Linked DNA regions of Homo sapiens: regions 1, 2, 4 and 5 are each linked to region 3. A link is an interaction called in ENCODE POLR2A ChIA-PET data of the cell type or tissue named here. Cell type or tissue: GM12878. All regions are shown on one strand. Links, peaks and the distances in the headings refer to the core of each region. The heading gives the core; the rest is flanking DNA. Region 1 overlaps DIPK1A (divergent protein kinase domain 1A). Region 2 overlaps EVI5 (ecotropic viral integration site 5). Region 3 holds the start of LOC124904219 (a long non-coding RNA gene). Region 4 overlaps DIPK1A (divergent protein kinase domain 1A). Region 5 overlaps DIPK1A (divergent protein kinase domain 1A).

Evidence for each region. Peaks named below come from ENCODE experiments on the same cell type or tissue, not always from the same donor. Only the 100,000 strongest peaks of a DNase experiment are listed, where the experiment ranks them.
Region 1: POLR2A ChIA-PET joins it to region 3 with 5 read pairs; 18 of 35 experiments call an interaction of 5 or more read pairs at or near these places.
Region 2: POLR2A ChIA-PET joins it to region 3 with 7 read pairs; 3 of 35 experiments call an interaction of 5 or more read pairs at or near these places.
Region 4: POLR2A ChIA-PET joins it to region 3 with 6 read pairs; 14 of 35 experiments call an interaction of 5 or more read pairs at or near these places.
Region 5: POLR2A ChIA-PET joins it to region 3 with 9 read pairs; 8 of 35 experiments call an interaction of 5 or more read pairs at or near these places.

Annotation. Positions count from the first base shown.
Region 1 is chr1:92,864,198-92,868,966 of GRCh38, forward strand. All of the region lies in intron 2 of DIPK1A (divergent protein kinase domain 1A), which reads right to left. Among named protein-coding and RNA genes, the nearest start is that of SNORA66, 26 kb to the left of the region's middle. In GM12878, for the core only: no CTCF peak of the experiment used is centred there; no DNase peak of the experiment used is centred there.
Region 2 is chr1:92,561,597-92,566,365 of GRCh38, forward strand. EVI5 (ecotropic viral integration site 5) reads right to left here. Exons shown (of 20, transcript NM_001350197.2): 19 at 2,046-2,141. Among named protein-coding and RNA genes, the nearest start is that of GFI1, 77 kb to the left of the region's middle. In GM12878, for the core only: no CTCF peak of the experiment used is centred there; a DNase peak (open chromatin) is centred at 2,085; H3K27ac peaks cover 587 bases.
Region 3 is chr1:92,973,527-92,978,295 of GRCh38, forward strand. It overlaps LOC124904219 (a long non-coding RNA gene), which reads left to right and starts at 4,744. Exons shown (of 2, transcript XR_007066223.1): 1 at 4,744-4,769. It also overlaps the pseudogene RN7SL692P. RefSeq lists an enhancer at 211-400. In GM12878, for the core only: no CTCF peak of the experiment used is centred there; DNase peaks (open chromatin) are centred at 2,225 and 4,213; H3K4me3 peaks cover 1,916 bases; H3K27ac peaks cover 3,764 bases.
Region 4 is chr1:92,922,329-92,927,097 of GRCh38, forward strand. All of the region lies in intron 1 of DIPK1A (divergent protein kinase domain 1A), which reads right to left. Among named protein-coding and RNA genes, the nearest start is that of DIPK1A, 37 kb to the right of the region's middle. In GM12878, for the core only: no CTCF peak of the experiment used is centred there; no DNase peak of the experiment used is centred there.
Region 5 is chr1:92,905,193-92,909,961 of GRCh38, forward strand. The region is part of intron 1 of DIPK1A (divergent protein kinase domain 1A); the gene reads right to left. Among named protein-coding and RNA genes, the nearest start is that of DIPK1A, 54 kb to the right of the region's middle. In GM12878, for the core only: no CTCF peak of the experiment used is centred there; no DNase peak of the experiment used is centred there.

The DNA of each region.
Region 1 (4,769 bases), core at 554-4,553, 110 kb before region 3:
GGCAAAGCTAAATGAAATACAGTTAGCTATATATCACTATCTAATTGAAAACATGGTTCCAAATATCTTAAATTTAGTATATCTTATGTTAGTTGCTTTAAGCAATAAACCATTACCCAACAAATCAAATTTCATAAGAGACTGTAATAACATTTAGAGGCCCTTTTATTTTGTAATACTTCCATTTAAAGGATGTGCTCATATAATGGCCACAAAGGTTTGCTAGAGTAATGTAGTGAGTAATTCCTCATTATTACCCAGGTAGAAACTTAGAACTTGCTTGCATAGAGGAATATGTCAGAAGAGATCAATATTAAACAATATGGTCCTGAGAAATGTATAGAAGGGAAATATTCTTCTCTGCTTCTTTTTTTCCCTTTATGAAAGAACCCAACAAACAAAATATGCTATGTCAAGAGAATCTTACCTACAAATCTTACTTACAAAGTCAAACTGTAAAATTTCTTTATGGGTAGACACCAAATAGGATTTGCTGAAATAATGAATAAATTAGTGATTTCTATAATCAGAGAAAATGTAAAAAAAAAATGATATAACAAGGCCGGGTACAGTGGCACACACCTATAATCCTAGCACTCGGGAAGGCCAAGGTGGGCAGATTACCTGAGATCAGGGGATTGAGACCAGCCTGGCCAACATGGCAAAATCCTGTCTCTACTAAAAATACAAAAAAATTAGCTGGGCATACTGGTGTGTGTCTGTAATCCCAGCTACTCAGGAGGCTGAGGCAAGAGAATTGCTTGAACCCAGGAGGCAGAGGTTGCAATGAGCTGAGATTGCGCCACTGCACTCCAGCCTGGGCTACAGAGTGAGACTCCGTCTCAAAAAAAAAAAAAAAAAAAAAGATATAACATACTATATAGCCAAGAACATTGACTTACACCTGTAATCCCAGCTACTCAGGATATCTAGGTGGGAGGATCGCTTAAGGGCAGGAGTTGGAGATCAGCCTGGGCAACACAGTGATAACCCATCTCTAATAAAAATTTTAAAAATTAGCTGGGCATGGTAGCTCATGCCTGTAGTCTCAGCTACTTGAGAGGCTGAGGTGGGAGGATCCCTGGATCCCAGGAATTCAAGGCTGCAGTGAGCTATGATCCTGCCACTACACTCCAGCCTGGGTGGCAGAGAGGGATCCTGTCTCCAAACAAAACAAAAAAAGCAACCCCTCCTCCACCATATTATATAATTAGCTTGATGGAAAAAGAAAAAAGCACAAGTGAAAAAAAAAATGGATTTTTCCAAGCACATCTAATTAGGGTTAGTTGTTGCTCTCATTTTTAGACAGTTCTCATTGCCTACAACTTTCATAAGTTAACATTGGCTTTTCTGGGTGTACCATTCCCACTCCATTTCCCTTCTTGGAGTTTTAAAAGCCTATTATCCATCTCACTAGAGTCAAGCCCTAAATAATGGATGATGACAGTGGAAAGTTTCATATTTTTACTAAAACTGAAAACAGTAAACTTGAATTCAAATTGCAAACTAATGTACAGTGTGCAAAATTAATCTCAGTTCTGGTTCCTACCTTATAGCATTACCCTAAATCTTTTAACAAACATTATCCATTGGTTAGAGAAAACATCTCAGGAAAATAATATTAATATTCTATAGTGATTTCCAATGTTGAAACGATATACTTGATTAATAGATTAATATGCACTGTACATAATTTATACGAAATGCATATATAATTTGTTCAACATTCTGTTTGTTTTTAGAATTTACTACAAAAAGACAAAAGAGAAAAATATATTAATTTATAGTCAATTAAAAGCCCCAACCAAGGCTGTGGTTCAGTGGCTACTAATACATAGTTCTGGGAATTCTCTGGTCTAGTGTTAATCAGATATAAAAAGAAACCTCCAAAAGTCTGGGGTTTTCTTGTTTGTTTGTTTTTTGAGACAGAGTCTCTCACTGTCACCCATGCTGGAGTGCAATGGCGTGATCTCAGCTCACTGCAGCCTCCGTCTCCCGGGTTCAAGTGATTCTCCTGCCTCAGCCTCCTGAGTAGCTGCGATTATAGGCATGTGCCACCAGGCCCGGCTAATTCTTGTATTTTTAGTAGAGATGGGTTTTCACCATGTTGGCCAGGATGGTCTCAAACTCCTGACCTCAGGTGATCCACCCGCCTCGGCCTCTCAAAGTGCTGGGATTACAGGCATGAGCCACCGCACCTGGCCTTGAAGGCCCTGTAGAAGTTCTGCCTCCTCTATGAAGCCTTTCCCCACTATTCTATCTAAAATAATCTCCCTATTCATAGATCCTTTCTTTCTTTACATTTTTGTAGTACAACTATTTACCGTACAAACTAAATCATTTTAACCTGATGTGATGGTCTTTTGATCTGCCAACTAGGTTGGCTAGGCCATAGCCCCCAGTTATCAAAACAAACAATCTAGGTGTTGCTGTGAGGGTATTTTGCAGATGTAATTAAAATTCATAATCAGTTGACTTTAAGAGAGAGTATCCTAGATAGTCTGGGTGAGCCTGATTCTACCAGTTGAAGGGCCTTAAGAGCGCCACTGAGGATTCCTTGATGAAAAAATGTTGCCTGTAGACAGCAGCTTCAGCCAATGCCTGAGAATTCCAGCCTGCCCTTCCTGATAGCCTTCCATATGGATTTTAGATTTGCCCAGCCAGCTCCCACAACTGTATAAACCAACTCCTTACAATAAATCTCTTTATATCACTTTTGCTTCTCTGATTGAATCCTGACTGATACACCTGATTAAATAATGTGTGTGTGTGTGTCTTATCTTCCCAGTCAGACTGAAGGGCGGAACTTGAGAATATAACAATAATAACTTACTGTACATTTACCATGTGTCAGACACAGTGTTGTCTTTCAATACATGAACTCATTTTATCCTTACGACCACCTGATATGAAAGTATTATTAATCTCCATTTACAAAGCCTAAATAATTTGCCCAACTTATACAGCTCAGAAATGGCAAAGCTGGAACTGAAACCTAAAGTTCTTTTACTCCAATTCTTTTTTTTTTTTTTTTTTTTAGTAGAGTTGGGGTTTCACTGTGTTGGCCAGGATGGTCTTGATCTCTTGACCTCGTGATCCGCCCGCCTCGGCCTCCCAAAGTGCTGGGATTACAGGCATGGGCCACTGCGCCTGGCCCTTTTACTCCAATTCTTATGCTCTTAACTACTGCAATGGATGGGACCCTTCACACACAAATGGAGAGAGAGAGAAAAAGACAGAGGCATGCAGAGAAGAAAGCTATGGAACACAAGATAGACCACAACTGTTAAACAGATATAAACTTTGTTGTTGTTGTTGTTGTTGTTGAGACAGGGTCTTGCTCTGTCACCCAGGCTGGAGTGCAGTGGCACAATCTCAGCTCACTGCAACCTCTGCCTCCCAGGTTCAAGCGATTCTCCTGCCTTGGCTTTCTGACTAGCTGGGATTATAGGCGTGCACTGGCACACCTGGCTAATTTTTGTATTTTTAGTAGAGATGGGGTTTCACCATGTTGGCCGGGCTGATCTCAAACTCCAGACCTCAAGTGATCTGCCCATCTCAGCCTCCCAAAGCACTGGGATTACAGGTGTGAGCCACCGTGCCCGGCCGTAAACTGCTTATTACACTTTGTTGATAATCTGTCCTCCCTAACTCCTAAGCAATGATTTCAGCTTGGAGGCAATGCTCTCAATGGAACAGCTACAGCAATCTTCCAGGAAATTTTTGAATTACAATGCTATGTTACAGCAATGACAAGTAATGGGGTACTTGTCTCAGATCAAATGAAAAAAGTCAAGGACTTGAGAACCTTCTCTATGTTCAACGGATATGTCAGAGCATCAATCAGTGTTAGATTATCAGGTTAATTGGTTCAATTCTACTTTATCTTCATAAAATCTGTGATGCAGGTAGGACAGAGATACTTTTCTCGAGCCTGTATAGTGTAGTTAAAGCAAGCCAATGAAATAAAATCACTTACTCAAAGCTACACAGTACAGCACAAGAAAAAGTGAGGCTGGGGCTTTCACTTCAGCCTAGCATTTTTTCCAACAGGCTAACATGATATGGTTTAGCTGCTAGTAATCAAGAAGTTCTTCACAGTGGGTTGGTTGTACCACTAATATCTAACATTTAAAAACGTACATGGTGTTACTAAAGTAATAAGACAGATTTTCATAAGCCATATATGAAAGCAATCAGGTTCCTCAAGCTCCCTTCTTTGGGCATTTGCATTCACTGTCCTTTCTCTTTAAATGCTTTTTGCCTAGATTCTCACACAATTGCTTCCTCTCATCACCTTCCAATTCAAAATGCCATCTTTTCAGGCAGGTTTTTCCCAATCACTCCAGTTAAGACAGCATGCCCTAGCCATTCTCTACGAAACATTGCTATTACATATGTTTTCATTGCACTTGTCAGTACCTTATTTATTTACTTGTTTTTGTTTTTAATTATACACATTCCACAATAAGAACGTAAGCTCCTTGGCTGGGTGCGGTGGCTCATACCTGTAATCCCAGCACTTTTGAAGGCCGAGGCAGGTGGATCACCTGAGGTCAGGAGTTCGAGACCAGCCTGGCCAACGTGGTGAAACCTTGTCTCTACTAAAAATAAAAAAATTAGCCGGGCATGGTGGCAGGCGCCTGTAATCCCAGCTGCTTGGGAGGCTGAGGCAGGAGAATTGCTTGAATCTGGGAGGTGGAGGTTGTGGTGAGCTGAGATCGTGCCACTGCACTCCAGCCTGTGTGACAGAGTGAGACTCAATCTTA
Region 2 (4,769 bases), core at 507-4,506, 410 kb before region 3:
ATCTAATCTATCCTATCTATCTATCTATCTATCTATCTATCTATCTATCTATCTATCTATCTATCTATCAGAGTCTCACTCTGCTGCCTGGAGTGCAGTGGCATGATCTCAGCTCACTGCAACCTCCGCCTCACAGGTTCAAGCGATTCTCCTGCCCCAGCCTCCCCAGTAGCTAGGTTACAGGCACACACCACCATGCCTGGCTAATTTTTGTATTTTTAGTAGAGATAGGGGTTTCACCATGTTGGATGGGCTGGTCTCAAACTCCTGACCTCAAGTGATCTGCCTGCTTCAGCCTCCCAAAGTGCTGGGATTATAGGCGTGCGCCCACACCTGGTCAGAATATCATTATTTTTAGTCAAAGCATATGACAGGGAAAGTTAATGTTTGTTGACTGACTTTTACATTAGTTTTAGAAATAAAGTCAATCTATACGTAACTTTCTTGTTTCAGCAACATTAAAGCTTCCTTATAATGAGACATCAAAATTTTAAATGGGAGGTTGCTTTATTTTAATCACAATTTCCTCTGAGAACACCTTTTGAACATAAATAATTCCTGGGGTTCTCAAAAGAATAAAGATTTCTACAACACACTTAATTGTAACTTGTTCTTTCACACTATGGCTATCGATTTAAAAATATTATAATAGGCCAGGTGCAGTGGCTCATGCCTGTAATCCCAGCACTTTGGGAGGCTGAGACGGGCGGATCATGAGGTCAGGAGATCAGGACCATCCTGGCTAACACAGTGAAACCCCGTCTCTACTAAAAAAATACAAAAAATTAGCCAGCCTGGTGGCGGGCGCCTGTAGTCCCAGCTACTCAGAAGGCTGAGGCAGAAGAATGGCATGAACCTGGGAGGCGGAGCTTGCAGTGAGCAGAGATTGCACCACTGCACTCCAGCCTGGCCGACAGAGCGAGACTCCGTCTAAAAAAAAAAATTATAATAAATACACACAAATAGGTAAAGATTATATGTAAGATCCTGAATCCCTCATATGTTATCATGGCTGAAAATTGATATTTACAGGAATGATTCCCCAAATTTCAAAACAAATTAAACTGAGCCACATCTAAGATTTACTGTTTTTGTTTATGTTTTGTTTCTTCTTCATTTAGAATTAACTCTTAGACTGACTACCTCCAGGAGGTATTACCCAAAACATACAGACTTTAACTGAAGGGTGTAATACCAGGAAAGGGTAACGTCTAAACTTTTTCCTGTGAGGTTTAAATTCATCTAGTGGTCAAAATTTCTCTTTCTTCTTCTTTTTAAACAAATAAAGGTTATACTACCCTCTCAAATCTCATCACTGTGAATAAACATTATTTTATAAATAATTCAAAACAAGAAAGATGGTATTCCATTAGTGTTTAGCCAAATATTATCATTAAAACAGAAAATAATAAAGGATAAGAAAATTGACCTCGAGCCACATTAACATATCTCTCTAATCAAAACATACTAAATACTTTAAATTACTCAGTATAGTACTTGGTAAAACTGAAAATTTTGTGAGTTGAATCTCACAGATTCAAGGTAGTACCAGTTTAAAAAGCATTCAGATACTAAGAAATCTGTTAACTGATATTAGGCAAGTATCCTTTTTTGCAATCTCAGTAATACCATCATGAGCGGTAAAAGAAGACAAGAGTAAAAAGACTTCCTTCTGCATGCAACGGTAAATACCACAAATCTATTCTATAGGTATAAGCAAAATTTTAGTTTAGTTAAAGTAACTTTGACATCTATGCAAACTATCAAGAGTTTTTACACCACAATAAAAAAATAAAATATTTGCCATGAAAATATTAATTTATCATTCTAGGTCATGCTAATGAGGTTAAGGGAAATAAATCCCCAATATTAGAACAGAAGATCCTTGCTAAAAAGACAATTTTCAAAAATGTTATTAATTATAACCAATAATTCACAGAAGATATTCAGCATGAAAGTGTCAGTCTTATAACCAGTAATAAAGTGTTGTTACAATACAGAGGAAGGAAGAAAGCAATATGTGAAGATCAAAATTTATCACTTACCTCATGATTCAGCTCTGCTATCTGATCTTTCAGTTCCCCAATATACTGGTTAGAATCAGACTTGTTAAGCTGTCCTTGAAGCTTTCCTTCTTCTTTCTGTTTTGTGACAAAACAACAAAGCAAAAACAAGAGGCAATTTTTCACAGCATGTACTCAAATAGTTCAAGGTATAGGAAAAGCATAGGCACATACCCTTTAATCACCTGAATTCTGAACAAATCCATTCTCAAACTACCTCTGACAAACAATTCATAATGAACTATGCTTTAATTAATTAATTAATTTATTTATTTAGAAACAGAGTTTCGTTCTTGTTGCCCAGGCTGGATGGAGTGCAACGGTGCCATCTCGGCTCACCGCAACCTCTGCCTCCCGGGTTCAAGCAATTCTCTTGCCTCAGCCTCTAGAGTAGCTGGGATTAACAGGCATGTGCCACCACGCCTGGCTAATTTTGTATTTTTAGTAGACACAGGGTTTCTCCATGCTGGTCAGGCTGGTCTCAAACTTCTGACCTCAGGTGTGATTATTTCTTTAAAAATGCTTAATAAAGGTTGTTTATAATAAATATAATTTATAAAATATATCTTTTGAAAGAGTCTCAGAAATCAGTAATTGAATGGATCTACTGATGAAAAAATTACCCTAGAATTTCAAAGTAATTTATCTAGTTATTTTGAGGGCAGATGATTTTCTATTCATACCGTAAGGGATTCAATACTTAGTCAAGAAGATGGCAAGCTTCCCATATTCTTTCATTCTTGGGAATCTGCTTTTGCTTGGGGAACAGAAAAGGGGGGAAAAAAAAGAAAAAGTTGTCCAAATCACTCTAAAAAGGGGAGGACAACTTTGAGTCTCCTCTGGTTAATTAGCTCTCGATGTGGACTGGAAGTCCCAGATACAGCTGATTAAAAGCTGCTTCTGATCCTAAGAGTTTGTTTCAGGTGAGCACTGGGACTATTTTCTAGGGATATAGATTGGTGAAGAGAGGCACTTTTTCTTATACCACCTGAAAACGAACATAAATTATTTTTCAGATAAAGATTTTTTTTTTTTTTTTTGAGATGGACTCTCGCTGTCACCCAGGCTGGAGTGCAATGGCGCGATTTCGGCTCATTGCAACCTCTGCCACCTGGGTTCAAGCAATTCTCCTGCCTCAGCCTCCTGAGTAGCTGGGATTACAGGTGCCCAGCACTGCGCCTGGCTAATTTTTGTATTTTTAGTAGAGACAGGGTTTTGCCATGTTGGCCAGGCTGGTTTCGAACCCCTGACCTCAGGTGATCCGCCCACCTTGGCCTCCCAAAGTGCTGAGATTACAGCGTGAGCCACCATGCCTGGCCTAGATAAAGAACTTATTAAACAGTGAAACTAGAATTGTTTTTGATGTCTCCAGATTATTTATAATTAGGAAGCCATGTGTTGATGCTTAAAATGTTAAGCAGCTCTGATCCGGAGCCATCTACTGAAACTACTGAGTAACTCCTGATACCAAAAGAGTATGGGCTTACTTTTAACAGTTGCCAATCACCCAGTTTCCTTTCATGGAGACAACAATTGTTAACAGTTTTTTGGTGTAGTCTTTCCACGATATTTTACACATATATAATCAAACACACATGAATACATGCACACGTTTATCCATACTACAGACACTATGTATGCTACTCTGTACTTTGCTATTATCTCTCAATAATACAACTTGAAGATCATTCAATATCAGTACATATGGAGCAGAAAGATACACATTCTAACTTTAGAGAGCTTTGAAATTCCTGTAAAAGTTACCTTAGTAATATCCAAGTATTTACAGGTTTTTTTAAAAGCAGGTTTAAAACGTGTCTTACAATTACCTTGAGAGAAATGGGTTGCTGTGAAAAGCATTTGTCAATGTGGAGATTCCTCCCATATTTAAAATCACAGTCAGAAGGGACCTTGAACATCCTCTGACTTAGTCCTCTGACTGGTCAACTCTACCCTCCAACTTCATCCTACATACTGTATACTAACATCATTGGCAGGAAGTACCAAATAGAACTGTTCTAGCAACAGGCCAGGCGCGGTGGCTCATGCCTGTAATCCCAGCACTTCAGGAGGCCGAGGCAGGTGGATCACCTGAGGTCAGGAATTCAAGACCAGCCTGGCCAACATGGTGAAACCCTGTCTCTACTAAAAATACAAACGATTAGCCGGGTGTGGTAGTGTGTGCCTGTAATCCCAGCTACTCAGGAGGCTGAGGCAGGAGAATCGCTTGAACCTGGGAGGCGCAGGTTGCAGTGAGCTGAGATTGCGCCACTGCATTCCAGCCCGAGCAAAAAAAAAAAAAAAAAAAAGAAATGTTCTAGCGACAGAGTGGGTAGCACTCCTATAGGGTCAAGCATCTTTCCAACAACACTGCTGTTCTGTGTTAACTGTCCTCCCTACCCAAATTGTATCTCTAACTACCCTTAGTTTGTTCTTCAACTCCTTTCATCGACTTATTCCTAAAAACTCCCTGTTTTTTGTTTGTTTTGCTTTGTTCTCTTTCTTTTGACAATCTGTCTTAAAAACCTTTTACTAGAATATGGCCTGCTGAAGTGGTTTAGTGTAATTAATATTTGCATAGATATAAAAGCCCAACTACAGCTTCTATAGACTTAAAAATTTTTTCTTATGCAGTCATGTTCCACATAATGATGTTTTGGTCAATGACGGAATGAATACATGATGATGGTCCCATAAGATTATAAT
Region 3 (4,769 bases), core at 497-4,496:
ACAGTTGGTCCCATGTTATATTTTTCCGCTTTACAGACTCTAACAAAGTTCTACAGATATGAAAGTCTGGTGACATTTCCCTTCTCTTTATAAAGTGTGGATTTCACAGAACCCACTCCCTGTCAAGGCCATCTGGGGAAGTGTAGAATCTTTTATCTCTCTAGGCAAAAGGGTTTATCTGTTTTACTTCCTTCTTTTAAGCTGAGGACCTTCTGAGGTAGTTTCTTTAATAAGTAAATTACTTTCTTCCCCTGTCTTACCTGACTGTGTTGATAGCAGAAGTGAGGGCATTTTCTTAGAAGATAAGATTTCTTTTACATTGGGTTTATGAATGAGGATTGGTGGGTCTAGTCCCCACCTCCCCACCATGGGGCTGAAATGAAGAGCTGAAGGTCTCATAGGCAATTCTGGGCCACATTCAGTCTTGTTGAGACCTCTTTGGTGTGATTTGTATGAATTTGGATCAGATTACCTGAATTTGAATCCCAGTTATATGATTTTCTGGCTATATGACTTTGAATAAGTCATATACCTAATTTCTCTGGCTTTAGTTTTCTCATTTCTAAAATAGAAAAAAATAATATATCCCAACCTCGTTGTGCAGATTAAACAAAATAATATATCTGAAAGTGCCTTATGTATTTTCTGTAAGTATTCTGTGCATGTTAACAAAATCCTTAAGAAGGTAGGGCGGACAGTGCTCCCTGTAGGTTACCCATCATAGGACTATTTACACCTGAGGCTGTTCTTTCACAGTGCATTATTTATTTATTTTTATTTAATTTATTTATTTATTTATTTATTTATTTATTTATTTTTGAGATGGAGTCTCGCTCTATCACCCAGGCTGGAGTGCAGTGGCAGGGTCTTGGCTCACCACAACCTCTGCCTCCCGGGTTCAAGCCATTCTCCTGCCTCTCAGCCTCCCAAGTAGCTGGGATTACAGGTGCGTGCCACCACACCTGGCTAATTTTTGCATTTTGAATAGAGACAGGGTTTCACCATGTTGGCCAGGCTGGTCTTGAACTCCTGACCTCGTGATCCACCTGCCTCGGCCTCCCAAAGTGCTGGGATTACAGGTGTGAGCCACTGCGCCTGGCCTATTTTTTTAATTAGAGAGGAAGTCTTGCTTTGTTGCCCAGGCTGGAGTGCAGTGATGTAATCATAGCTAGTGCAACCTCAAACTACTGGGCTCAAGTGATCCTTCTGCCTGGGCCTTCCAAAGTGCTAGGATTACAGGTGTGAGCCACCATGCCCAGCCCATAATTTGGTTTTTATTTTATTTTTTAATTTTATTTTGGGAGACAGGTTCTGACTATGTTGACTATGAGTGCAGTGGCTATTCACAGGTGCAATCCCACTACTGATCAGCATGGGAGTTTCGACCTGCTCTGTTTCTGACCTGGGCCAGTTCACTCCTCCTTAGGCAACCTGGTGGTCCCCTACTACTGGGAGGTCACCACACTGATGCCGAACTCAGTGCTGAGACCCAGTGACCACAGTGCACTACATCCCAGAACCCCTACACGCACGCTATCCTCCTGTCCTCTGTCCCCTCCTCCCAAGTGGCTGGAACTACAGGCCTGACACTGCACCCCACTGATGTAGAAAACTCCCAAAAGGCCCTTTTTCTGTAGTCTTCCTCCTGAGTTAAGTGGAAATTTCCAATATGCTGTTCCCTAGAGAAAGTTTAGCTCAAATTTGTTTGTAGGTTTTTTTTTTTTTTTTAGAGGGAGTCTCGCTCTGTCGCCCAGGCTGGAGTGCAGTGGCGTGATCTCCGCTAGGCTGGAGTGCAGTGGTGCGATGGGCTCACTGCAAGCTCCGCCTCCCTGAGTGCATGCCATTCTCCTGCCACAGCCTCCCGAGTAGCTGGGACTACAGGCGCCCGCCATCATGCCCAGCTAATTTTTTTGTATTTTTAGTAGAGACAGGGTTTCACTGTGTTAGCCAGGATGATCTCGATCTCCTGAACTCGTGATCCGCCCATCTCGGCCTCCCAAAGTGCTGGGATTACAGGCATGAGCCACCGCGCCTGGCCGTTTGTTTGTAGCTTTAATGGTAGCTCAGTAGGTCGTTCAGCATCACCGTGTGCTTAAGGAACAGAGATTTTCACCCTAGAAAACAGTCTTTGGAAGGTTGAGTTATTTATCATAGCTCATGTGGTTAGTCATTTAAAACAGTTCAGTGGTTTAGTGGCACCTGTCTTCTGCCCCACCCTCAGCTAATGCCACTGTCCCTCAAATGTTCTGCGTTTAGCCACAGGGCTCTTCTTTCAGTTCCTCCAGTGCCTATAAACCCTCCTGTCACGTGGCTCATGCACATGCTGTTCCCACTTCCCAAAATGCTTCTTGCCTCTCCCCATCCTCTACCAAACTTCTAATTATCCTGCAGATCTCAATTCAGAGAAGTCTTCCCTGACTTCCAAGAAAAGTTCTGATGCCTCTGCAGTCCAACCCACTCATCATCATTGATAATTAGATGTAACTATATTTATGTGATTATTTGATTGATGTCTGTCTTCACTTCTAGATAATAAACTCTATGAGGACACAGGCCATGTTCATTTCTGTTTATCATTTTTATCTGCAGAACCCAGCTGGATGCCTGGTACAAAGGAAACTTATTACAGATATTTAAATAAATAAATGAATTTCCCAGTGGCCAGGGAAAAACAAAGCTATTACAATACTCACAGTGTCTATAAGATAAAAGAGGACCAGATACTTTCAAACAGAAACCAGCTTTGCTTGTGTTATTGTGATATGTAGACAATGTTCTTGTAGGGGAGAAAAAATATATTTTCCTTCTACCCATCTTAGGTTCATTGGCTGGGACCAGTGGAACAAGAGAGATTAACAAGAGAAAAAGCACACAAATTTATTTAATATAAGTTTTACATGACACAGGTGACTTCATAAGGAAATGAGAGCTGAAGAAGCGGTTGAGAGTTTTTATGCTACGTTTGATGAAGAGTAAAGCGTCATGGAGAAATGTGAAAGGATAATGAAAAAGCATGAGCTAGCTAAATGTAATAAACTGGGAGATGGCATGGCCTGTTCACCCAGATTCCCTTTGGTGTTCCTGTGTCAATGGAGATAGGGATGCTCCTTTTCTCCAAGTATGGGAGGGCATCTCTCACATGAGGATCTTATGACTTGCTTCAAGGGAAGGCCGGAATATCCTTCCTGTACATGTTGTTTCTCAAATTCCTTCAGCTTAAAATATTCAGTATGCCAAGTTGCCATATTTTGGAATAGTGTGTGGTGGTTTTTTTTTTTTTAGAGACAAATTCTCACTATGTTACCCAGGCTGGACTTCAACTCCTGGGTTCAAGCAATTCTCCCACCTCAGCCTCCCCAAGTAGCGGGGATTCCAGGTGCATACCACTGTGCCCAACTCTGTAGTGTGTTCCATCATTCTCAACAATTATCCTACAGTTTATACAATGGTGAACGTAATGTATTTCTTTTTTTGTTGTTCTTCTTTTTTTATTTTGAGACAGAGTCTCACTCTGTTGCCCAGGCTGGAGTGCAGTGACATGATCTCGGCTCACTGCAACCTCCGCCTCCCGGGTTCAAGTGATTCTCCTGCCTCGGCCTCCCCAGTAGCTGGGACTATAGTCAGGTAGAGATGGGGTTTCACCATGTTGCCCAGGCTGGTCTCGAACTCCCAGGCTCCCACGTGCCACCACACCTGACTAATTTTTGTATTTTTAGTAGAGACAGGGTTTTGCCATGTTGGCCAGGCTGGTCTCAAACTCCTGACCTCAGGTGATCTGCCTGCCTCAGCCTCCCAAAGTGTTGGAATTATGGGTGTGAGCCACAGTGCCTGGCCATGTATTTCTTAAAACACCTCTCAGTATAGATTCAAGGCCAAATGCTAAATGTAGGTCAGCAAAGGGCCAAGTCATGGGGGAGGTGGGTATTGATATTGAGACAATGTAATCCAAGAAATCTCTCCAAGGATCTATCTCCAAACCTGACAAAATTTAGGATGACTATGGAATGAGCCCATCCTATCAGGCAATTCTCCTCAACATGATCCTTACAAGTAAACGTTTGCTAAGAATTCAACACCAGATAATTCAAGATTATATTTTCTGAGAACTTGAAGTGTGGAAGTTCCAAGGTGTAGTAAAGCATAATTAACTGAGAATTGATGCCCTTTCTGAAAGGAAAGCACCTAACCAGTATGCATACTTAAATAGAAAGTCACCCAACTTCCCCATGGGGGTGAACTGGAAAATGCAGGGCAAAGATTTTCCTTAGATTATATTTTTGGGTTCATTCTAACATATACACAATGAGCATGTAACATGAATTCTCAGCTGGAAGTAAAAGAGTTTTAATTATGAAAGTAATAATCACTCGTAAATTATTCAAACACACAGAAAGCCCTCCTACTCCCATCCTCCCTATTCTTGCTCCTTCTTGGTAACCACAAGGATGGTTTCTTGTGTCTCCTTCTAGACCTTTGTCTATGTGTATCTTTAAGGAAATCCCCTGGGGGGGCCATGATATCCTAATATTGTTACTTAATGATTCTGTTTTTCCACAGAGCAGGTGAGATGAGCAGGCCATAACTATTGTCTATTATTCTTCAGCAAGGTACAGCAAGATCCGTGTGGTCCTGCCAAGAAGATGGGGCTCATAATCTGCAATAAAGGAGAATTTCTTTTTTTCTTTCTTTCTTTCTTTTTTTTTTTTTTTTTTGAGATGGAGTCTCGCTCTGTCGCCCAGGCTGGAGTGCAGTGGCGCGATCTCGGCTCA
Region 4 (4,769 bases), core at 363-4,362, 51 kb before region 3:
TTTTCTTTTTTTTTTAGCATTATTGTACTGTAATCTTATTTAATTGAACTTCTGGATCTTGTGGTAAATAATGCCTCAGGGAGAGGGTTTTCCAGACGAATTATTTGCGCCCAACTACACAATTTCGTCCGGGGAGAATAACTCATGAGGGAACTGTTTGCTTTTAAGTGTAATCCAGATGCCAACACGACACACATTTCTGCAGACTCATCCATGGACACGGTTCAATCAATGCGGTTTGCTAAGATGAGGATTCTAAGAACTCGGGAGGGCCCTATACTTGCTGGCAGTCCTCTGGAAGTCTGAAGGTGTTTAGTAACATAAATCCTATTCTTAAGTTCATTTTGATTTGTCTTTCAGTCAATTAAAACTTTGTTCATTTGTTTTAGTTCTCCAAGAAGGCTATGTGCACAGCATATTTTGAACCCTGGCATACATGAATGTCTGTAACCTTCGAGAATGAAACAAAATGCAGCCAGTACAACACTCTCTAGTCACAACCTTTTCCCCTGAAAACTTTGGCTCACAAGTTCTGGCACTGGTGCTGTAGAAAAGTCTGTCATCCATAGCTACCATCTCCCTCACAGTTTTCATCTCCTTTTTTTTTTTTCCTCTGCATTCTGAGAAAATTTCTCAAATCTGTTTTCCACATCATTGCTTCAGTACACCTCAGGGTGAATCCTGCTTTTAACACTGTCTTCAGTTTATATCTTCACTGCTATTTCATGTCCAGTTTACCTGTAGCTTTCCATGCTTATTGTTCCCTTTTCATCTCAGCCTATTTGCTCCTTATACTTTTTGTGTATGTATGTTTGTTTTTGTTTTTTTGAGATGGAGTCTCACTCTGTTGCCCAGGCTGGGGTGCAGTGGCACGATCTCGGCTCACTGCAACCTCTGCCTCCTGGGTTCAAGTGATTCTGCTGCCTCAGCCTTCCGAGTAGCTGGGACTATAGGCGCCCACCACCACGCCTGGGTAATTTTTGTATTTTTAGTAGAGACGGGATTTCACCATATTGGCCAGGCTGGTCTCGAACTCCTGACCTTGTTACTGCCTGCCTTGGCCTCCCAAAGTGCTAGGATTACAGGCATGAGCCACCTCACTCAGCCTGTTCCTTATACTTTTATACTTCAGTTCCACAGAGGCTATATCTTCCTGAATCAACTAAGGATGCTAGAAAAGTTTCAAAATTTCTTACATTTCTATAATAAATAATTTTCAGAGAGTTGCTCTTCCTCTAAATCTTCATAATGATGTTCCCTTTGTTCTGAAAGTTTTATAAGTCCCATATTGCTATGTGATCTCTCATTTGAGGATGAGGAAAACATCTAGACCTGGTATTTGACAACAAACAGGTATATGAACCACCACTGGCCCCATTCTGTCAACATATGTACTAGTGGAATCGTCTGCTCTAATCTACAGCTGCATAGTTGATGAGCATAACTTCTAATCTAATTCCCAGTGTCTTAACAGGCTTCCATCTGGGGCAGGTCTGCTAAACTCAAATCCAACCATCAGGCTTAGTGTTACACAGAAATGATGGAATATTTCGAAACAAAACAAAACAAAACAAAAACGAAACTACAATCTCCAGCATATTACTTGAGACTCTTTTCGTTATTAGTCCATGGAAAGTCTATCTCTAATTGGCTTCAACTGAAACAGAATTTAGGGACTCAAATAACATACCTCTCCATTTATTTAAATCTTTTTAAATTTCTCTCAGCAGTATTTTATACTTTTCAGTGTAGAGGTGTGCATGTTTGTTAAATTTATTCTTAAGTATTTTTGATGCTATTAAAAGATAATTGGTTTTTAAATCTTATTTAAGTAAAAACAGTTAATTTTTTATTGCCCTTGTATCTCAAGACTTTGTTAAATTTACTTATTGTTTATAGTAGTTTTAAAATTGATTCCTCAGGATATTCTACTATATAAATAATCTGAGAATAGGGAGCTTTTACTTCTTCCTTTTTAATCTTTTTTTTTTTTACTTCTCCTTGCCTTATTGCATTGGCAAGGACATTCAGAAAAATGTTGAGTAGAAATTTTGAGAATGGTATCCTTGCCTGTGTAGCACCCAATTCTGTCGCTGTTCAGGGCGCCACTATATAACCCGCACGGATCAAGGGGAACTGAAAAAAGAGGGAGTGAATGCGGGAATAGAAGACAAAGACAAAACAGTATATTTGGAAGAAGGAGTCAGGGGGCACCTTGCCTCTAGTGGACAAGGGCCCTGAGCTCTACACAGCCCTCCGTATTTCTAGGCAAAAGAGATAGTGAGAAGGTGGGTGGAAGAAGGGGTCAGCTGCTCGGTCCGGAGTAGGCTTTCAAGACTGCATTCTTCGAACAACAGGCTCTAGATGTCGCAGTAGATAACGTCGGTGTCAGGGAGTGATTGAGTCCAGCAAATCTTCTGTCGGCAGGAGCACTTGTGAGTTTGCTCATATCCTGCATTCATGATAAACAGTTTGCTGTTTGATCATATAGCTTCCAGTGGAATGCTGAGTTGGTCATGTCCCATGGGCCTTCGGCTCCCTGCACTTGCCTTGTTCCAGATATTAAAGGCATAGTCCTCAGGGGCTTATTACTAAGAATGATGTTAGCTGAAGTCATGTTGTAGATGCCCTTTATCAGATTGATGAAACTATCTTCTAATTCCAGTTTGCTGGATTTTATTTAAGCCCCATGCTGATTTTGGTCAAATGCTTTTTCTGTGTCTATTGAGATGGCCACATTTCTTCTCCTTATCATTAATGTGGTGGATTACATTTATTTATTTTCAAATACAAAACCAATTTTATATTCCTGGGATAAAACCCACTTGGTCATGTTGTATTAATCCTTTTATTTATAGCTGGATTCAATTTGTTAATATTTTGTTAAACAGCTTTATGTATGTTCATAAGAGATTTTTAACTTTTCATAATGTCTTTACTAGATTTTAGTATCTGAATTATACTAGCCTCACAAAATTAGTTGAGAAGTTATTTCTTCTTCATTTTCTGAAGCTGTTTGTTAGATTTTACAGTGTCTTTCACAAATGTTTGAGAATTCACTTTTGATACTCTCTGGGCCTGAAGTTTTCTTTGTAGGAATGTTTTCTATCACAAAGTGAATTTCCTTGACACATAAAAGACTATTCAGTTTTTTGGGGTTTTTTTGTTTTTTTGCTTTTGTTTTTGAGACAGTCTCGCGCTGCAACCCAGGATGGAGTGCAGGGGTACGATCTCGGCTCACTGCAACCTCCACCTCCCAGATTGAAGCAATTCTCCTGCCTCAGCCTCCCGAGTAGCTGGGATTACAGGCATGCACCACCATACCTGGCTTATTTTTGTATTTTTAGTAGAGATGGGGGGTTTCACCATGTTGGCCAGGCTGGTCTTGAACTTCGGACCTTGTGATCCACCCTCCTCAGCCTCCCAAAGTGTTGGGATTACAGGTGTGAGCCACCGTGCCAGGCCAAGACTATTCAGTTTTTAAATTTAATTTTGTGTCAGTTTTGGAAAGCTGCATTTTTCCAGGAATTTGTTTCATCGAAGGCATCAAATTTATTGGTGTAAAGTTGTTTTTAGAATTCGATTATCTTTTTGAAGTTTACAGATACATAATCATGCTCCTCCTTCATTATCAGTATTGGTATATAATAAGCTTTTTCTAGGCATTTTCAATTTTTTTGATCTTTTGAAAAAATCCATTTTGGTTTTGTTTATTGTCTCTGTTGTCTATTTTCTAATTAATTGATATCTGCTATTGTCTTTACTTTCTTCTTTCTTGGGTTTAATTTGCTTATTTTTTTCCACCTTCTGGTAACTTAAATATTACATTTTAACACTTCTTCCTTTCTAATATGAACAATTAAAGCTATAAATTTCTCTGTAAGCAGTGCTTTAACTGCATCCCAAAAATGCTAACACATTTTTTATTATCATTCAGTTCAAAATATTTTCAGAAATACACTATCTAATTTCCAAATCTTTGGGGGTTTTCCAAATATCTTTTTGTTACTGACTTGTATTTTAATTCAACTGTAATCAGAAAACATACTCTGTTAGATCTCAATCTTCTAAAACTTATTAAGACTTGTTTCATGGCCCTGGATATGGTCTATCTTGGTAAAAGTTCCATGGTACCTAAAAAGACTGTTTATTCTGTATTTTTTGGGTATTGGGTTCTATAAATATTAACTGGGGCAAGCTGGTTAACAGGGCTATTAAGATCTTCTATATCTGTACAGACTTTTGGCTTAGTTGTTCTACTAATTGCTCTAAAAGGGATATGAAAATCTCCAAGTATGACTGTGGACTTGAATCCTTTCTTCCATCTGTCAGTTTTATGGTTTATGTATTTTGAAGCTAATTAGGCATACATACATTTGGGATTATGTCTTTCTGATATATTGAGTTTTTAAAATTATAAAATGTCCCTGTTTATCTCTGGTAGTACTCCTTGAAGTCCATCTTTTCCATTATTAAATTATCTATTCTAACTCTCGAATTATTTGTTTGCACAGTATATCCTCTCCCATCCTTTTACTTTGAAGCTTTGTATCTTTTGTTAAGTGCATGCCTTGCAGACAGCTTAAAGTTGGGCAATGCTTTTATCCAACTTGACAATCTCTATCTTTTAATTGTAATGTTAAGTTGATTTACATTTGATTTGGCTGGATTTGGCTGGACTGGCCATTTTAGTGTTTTGCATTTGTCTCATCTGTTTGCTGTTTCTCTGTTCCTCTTTTGGGGTGAACTGAAAAAAAAAATTTAGTATT
Region 5 (4,769 bases), core at 265-4,264, 69 kb before region 3:
TGGTAGATCTATTTTTAGTTTTCTGAGGAACAACCATGCCATTCTCTATAATGGCTGTACTAACCTACATTCCCATCAAAAACATACAAGGGTTCCTTTTTATCTACATCCTTGCCAGCATTTGTTATTGCCTGTCTTTTGGATAGAAGCCATTTTAACTAGAGTGAGATACATTTCTCTGATGATCAGCAATGTTAAGTACCTTTTCATATACCTGATTGCCATTTGTATGTTTTCTTCTAAGAAACATTATTCAGATCTTTTGCCCATTTTAAAATCAGATTATTAGATTTTTTCCCTATTAAGTTCCTTATATATCCTGGTTATTAATCCCTTTGTCAGATGGGTAGTTTGCAAATATTTTCTCCCATTCTGTGGGTTGTCTCTTCACTTGGTTGATTGTTTCCATTGGTGTGCAGAAGCTTTTTAACTTGACGTGATTCCATTTGTCCATTTTCACTTTGGTTGCCTGTACTTTAGGGTATTAATCAATAAATCTTTGCCCAGACCAATTTCCTGGAGAATTTCCCCAGTGTTTTCTGGTAGTAGTTTCATAATTTCAGGTATTAGATTTAAGTCTTTAATCCATTTTGATTTGATTTTTGTTTTTGTTGAGAGATAGGGGTCTAGTTTAATTCTTCTGCATAAGGATATCCAGTTTTCTCAGGACCATTTATTGAAGACACTGTCCTTTCCCCAATGTATATTCTTGGCACCTTTGTCAAAAACGAGTTCACTGTAGATGTATATATTTATTTCTGGGTTCTCTATCCTGTTCCCTTGGTCTCTGTGCTTGTTTTTATGTCAGTGCCATGCTGTTTTGGTTATAATAGCTCTGTAGTATAATTCTAAGTCAAGTAATGTCATTCCTTTAGTTTTGTTCTTTTTGCTCAGGATGACTTTGGCTATTCTGGGTCTTCTGTGGTTCCACATAAATTTTAGGATTTTTTTTCTATTTCTGTGAAGGATTTAAAAAATTATACCAAAGAACAAGCTAGCTTGATACTGTTTTAAATGTAAGTTTCTCTTCTTCCACCCACTATTTCCTAACATTACTAGCCATTAATATATGGATAATAGGGCCATATCTGCAAAGAAATATTAAATCAGAGACTAAGTCTTAGACAGATGAGTGTTAGCTAGCATAGAAGCACAAGTTGTTAAGGGCTAGAAGAGGCCTTGAAGATAACATAGTTGGAATAACTTTATAAATGAGGCCCCAAAATGGTTTGGAATTTGTCAACTTATCATCCAACTAGTAAGTTACGTGAACTTGAGTAAGTTATTAAGCTTCTTTGAGTTTTAGTGTCTTCATCAATAAAATGCAGATATAAAATTTAATCATGGACAAAATATATATTTTAAAATTCCTATTTATATAAGTATGATAATGTATATAATATGAATACAATGATACCTACATTGGGGGATATACTCAAAAAATTTCCCAGTAGAGATGCACAGTCAAAAAAGCATGCAGATGAGTGAAAAAAAGGCACAGTATGTGGGGCCTGGTAGTGTTTGTTTCTCCCAGGTAAGTGTAATACCTAGTACTCTTGCTCTTTTCACGATGCCATGGAATTCCGTAGAGAATCTATGGACCTAAAACCAGCCTACCTGTAAATGAAAGGGCTGAGCTACTTGTATGAGAGCCTAAATTACCTCTTATCTTTAAAGATTGTACCTCTGAATTAGAACTGAATCCATTGTGGACCATTATAAACAAGCTCACATTTAACTGCCTCTACTGCACCTATCCTATAAATAAACAAAAGAAGTCAGTGTCTGGGTTCAGTTAGGCTCTTTAAATGTTTAATATTCAAATGAATGACAAAATAATCTAAAATTTCTAATCAATATTTTTAATTGCTGGAGTCTTAAGGTATGATTTAAACAAGTTAATTGGGGAAATAATATAATAAGGAGATGGGAAGATGTTGCCATAGCACAGTCCATAATGCTAAGTAAAAATTTTAAAGTTGAACAAAACAGGGCAACTAAAGTTAATCATCACATGCCACAGGTCCTATATTTTAGAACAGCCCCACTTGAATACTACCAATAAATTATTTTTAAGGTTTAGAGCATCTTTTTGTGTTTTATTCTGCAGTATTGTCTTAAAAATACATTAAAATATTTAAAAAATTGAATCAGATCAGTGGTTGCTTTGGAGAGTGACTGACTGGGAAGGGTCACAAGAGAAATTTCTAGGAAGATGGAAATGTTCTGTGCTTTAATTTTTTTTTAATTAAAAAAAGTTTTTTAGAGACAGGGTCTTGCTCTGTGGCACAGGCTGGAGTACAGTGGCACAATCAAAACTTATTACAACCTTGAACTCCTAGACTCAAGGGATCCCCTCACTTCATCCTCCTGAGTAGCTAAGACTACAGGTGTACCCCGCTATGCCTGGCTTACTTTTTATTTTTTTGTAGAGACAGGGTCTTGCTATGCTGCCCAGGCTTGTCTTGAACTCCCCTGGGCTCAAGTGATTCTCCTGCCTCAGCCTCCCAAAGTGGTGGGATTACAGGCATGAGCCACCATGCGCAGCCTGTTCTGTATCTTAATAGGGATGAGGCTTACACTAATGAATGCATTTGTCAAAGCTGAACAAACTGTACAACTTAAAATCTCAGCATTTCACTTTATGTAAATTCGATCTTGATAAGAAAATTTTAAAAATATATATTTTTTTGAGACAGGGTCTTACTCTAGCACCCAGGCTGGAGTTCAGTGGCATGATCCCAGTTCACTGCAAACTCTGCCTCCCAGGTTCAAATGATCCTCCCACCTCAGTGGATGATAGTGAGGAAGAAATCAAGTAGGAGCCCCAAGTTTCTGGCTTGAGTAACTAGATGGATTCTAGTGCCATTTTCAAAAACACTGAAGGACAAAAACATTGGGGAAGGATGAGTTCAGTTTTGAACATGTTGAGAGTGAAGTGTCTATGAGTCATGCAAGTGATATTTAGCAGGCAGCTGTATGTACAGGTCTATGGCAGGAAAAACAGAGGTCAGAACTGGAGGTAGAGGTTTGGGAATCACAGGGAAAGTAACAAGCCATGGGAGTAGTCGTCATCACCTGAGGAAAAAAATTAGAGTGAGAAAAGGGTTTAGGACTGATCCCTGAGAATCTTCACTATTTAATGGTTGGGTAAAAAAAAGACAAGCTGATAAAAGAGAGCATGGAAGATCAGATAGGGTAGAAGAAAACGAGAATGTTGTAACACAGAAATCATGGAAAGGATTTTGAGAAGAGAGTGGTCAATGGTGTCAAAGGTTGGAGACTGGAAAATATCCATTGGATTTAGTAACATGGAAGTCACTGTTGACCTTGATAAGAGCAACTTCATGGGAGAGAAGCCAGACTGGAGTAGGCTGAAGAGTAGGAGGTGTGATATTAAAGACAACCAGGTAGATACCTCTTAAGACAAGTTAGACTATGAAGGGGAGGACAGACATAGAGCATTAGGAGCCTTGAGGCAGAGGTTTTTTAAAGCCAAGAGAAACTAGCACATGTTTAAATGTTGACAGAAAAGTGAGGTGTTGACAGCTAAATAGCACAAAGGTTCCTGAGAGGTTGGAAGGGAGAGATCCAAAGAGGGGACAAAGGGGCTGGACTTGGACTCAAGGAGAGACACCAACTCCGCTGTCCCTAGAGCAGAAGGAAGAGTGTAAGGATGGATGCACATCTGAGGGTGGGGAGGTGGGACAGCTTCTACCAGATGATTTCTGTTTTCTCTGTCTTTCAGAATTAAGAGAGAGAAACTTAAAGCAGAAAAAGTATTGTAACCTAGATCGATTTTTCCATCTATTAATAATTTTAAATTACAAAACATTTCCAAATTCAGGAAAAAATATCCATATAGAAAATTAGGAAAGTAATATAAAAGGCAGCTCTGTACCCACCACTAAATGTAAACAGATGTCAACAGTTTGCTACACTAAAACTCTTTTCTAAGAGGAAATAAAATGTTATGACTACACCTAAACCCTCTCTCCATAAATTCCCCATCTTTTCCTTCATCTGCAGAGGAGAATACCTGAAATTCAGTATGTCTCATTCTATATATATTTTTGTGTCTTTACTACACAAAATACCAACTTATATAAAACACAAAATGCTATGTGCTTTGTGCTATGAGGCACAAAGATAAAATAAAAGCTGTACATCAAAATGAGGTGCCCAGAAAATACACACAATAAAAGCCAAACGGGTCCAGGCTGGTTCTCCGATGCCTCACCATCCCTGAGTCATATCTGGGGTCAAGAGGAGGGAGGATTTGCAGAGGTTTCTTTGGAGAGATGTACTTGTTCTCCTGTGATCACTCTGGAAAGGAAGGAGTTGGGAGATGCTTCCTGGCCTCAAGCCCAGAAAGAGTGGCTTTCACAGGACAACTCACCAACTCAATATGTATATCCAGGAATTGGGGAAACAGTAGGACTGGACTCTGACATAAGCCCAAGCGAAGATGTTCTGATTATTGGCCCTAGGTGTAGAGCAGAGAGTGTCACTCAGATTTCAACAAGCTGCAACCTAGGCATCCCAAAAGGTAGAACAGAATTTCTCTGTATCTGCTTTTCAATAACAGCAATCATTTTAAGTAACTTGACTACCAGGGTGTAGGGGGGAATAAAAGGACTGCCCAAGTGCTTTAGTTGGAACCTCATTTACAAAACATAAGGAATTAAATGAATAGATTATTTTCAGAGTTTATAAAGTGCTTTGGCATTCTTCACATTAGTATCTTTCCCTTTGTACAGTCTAAAGCA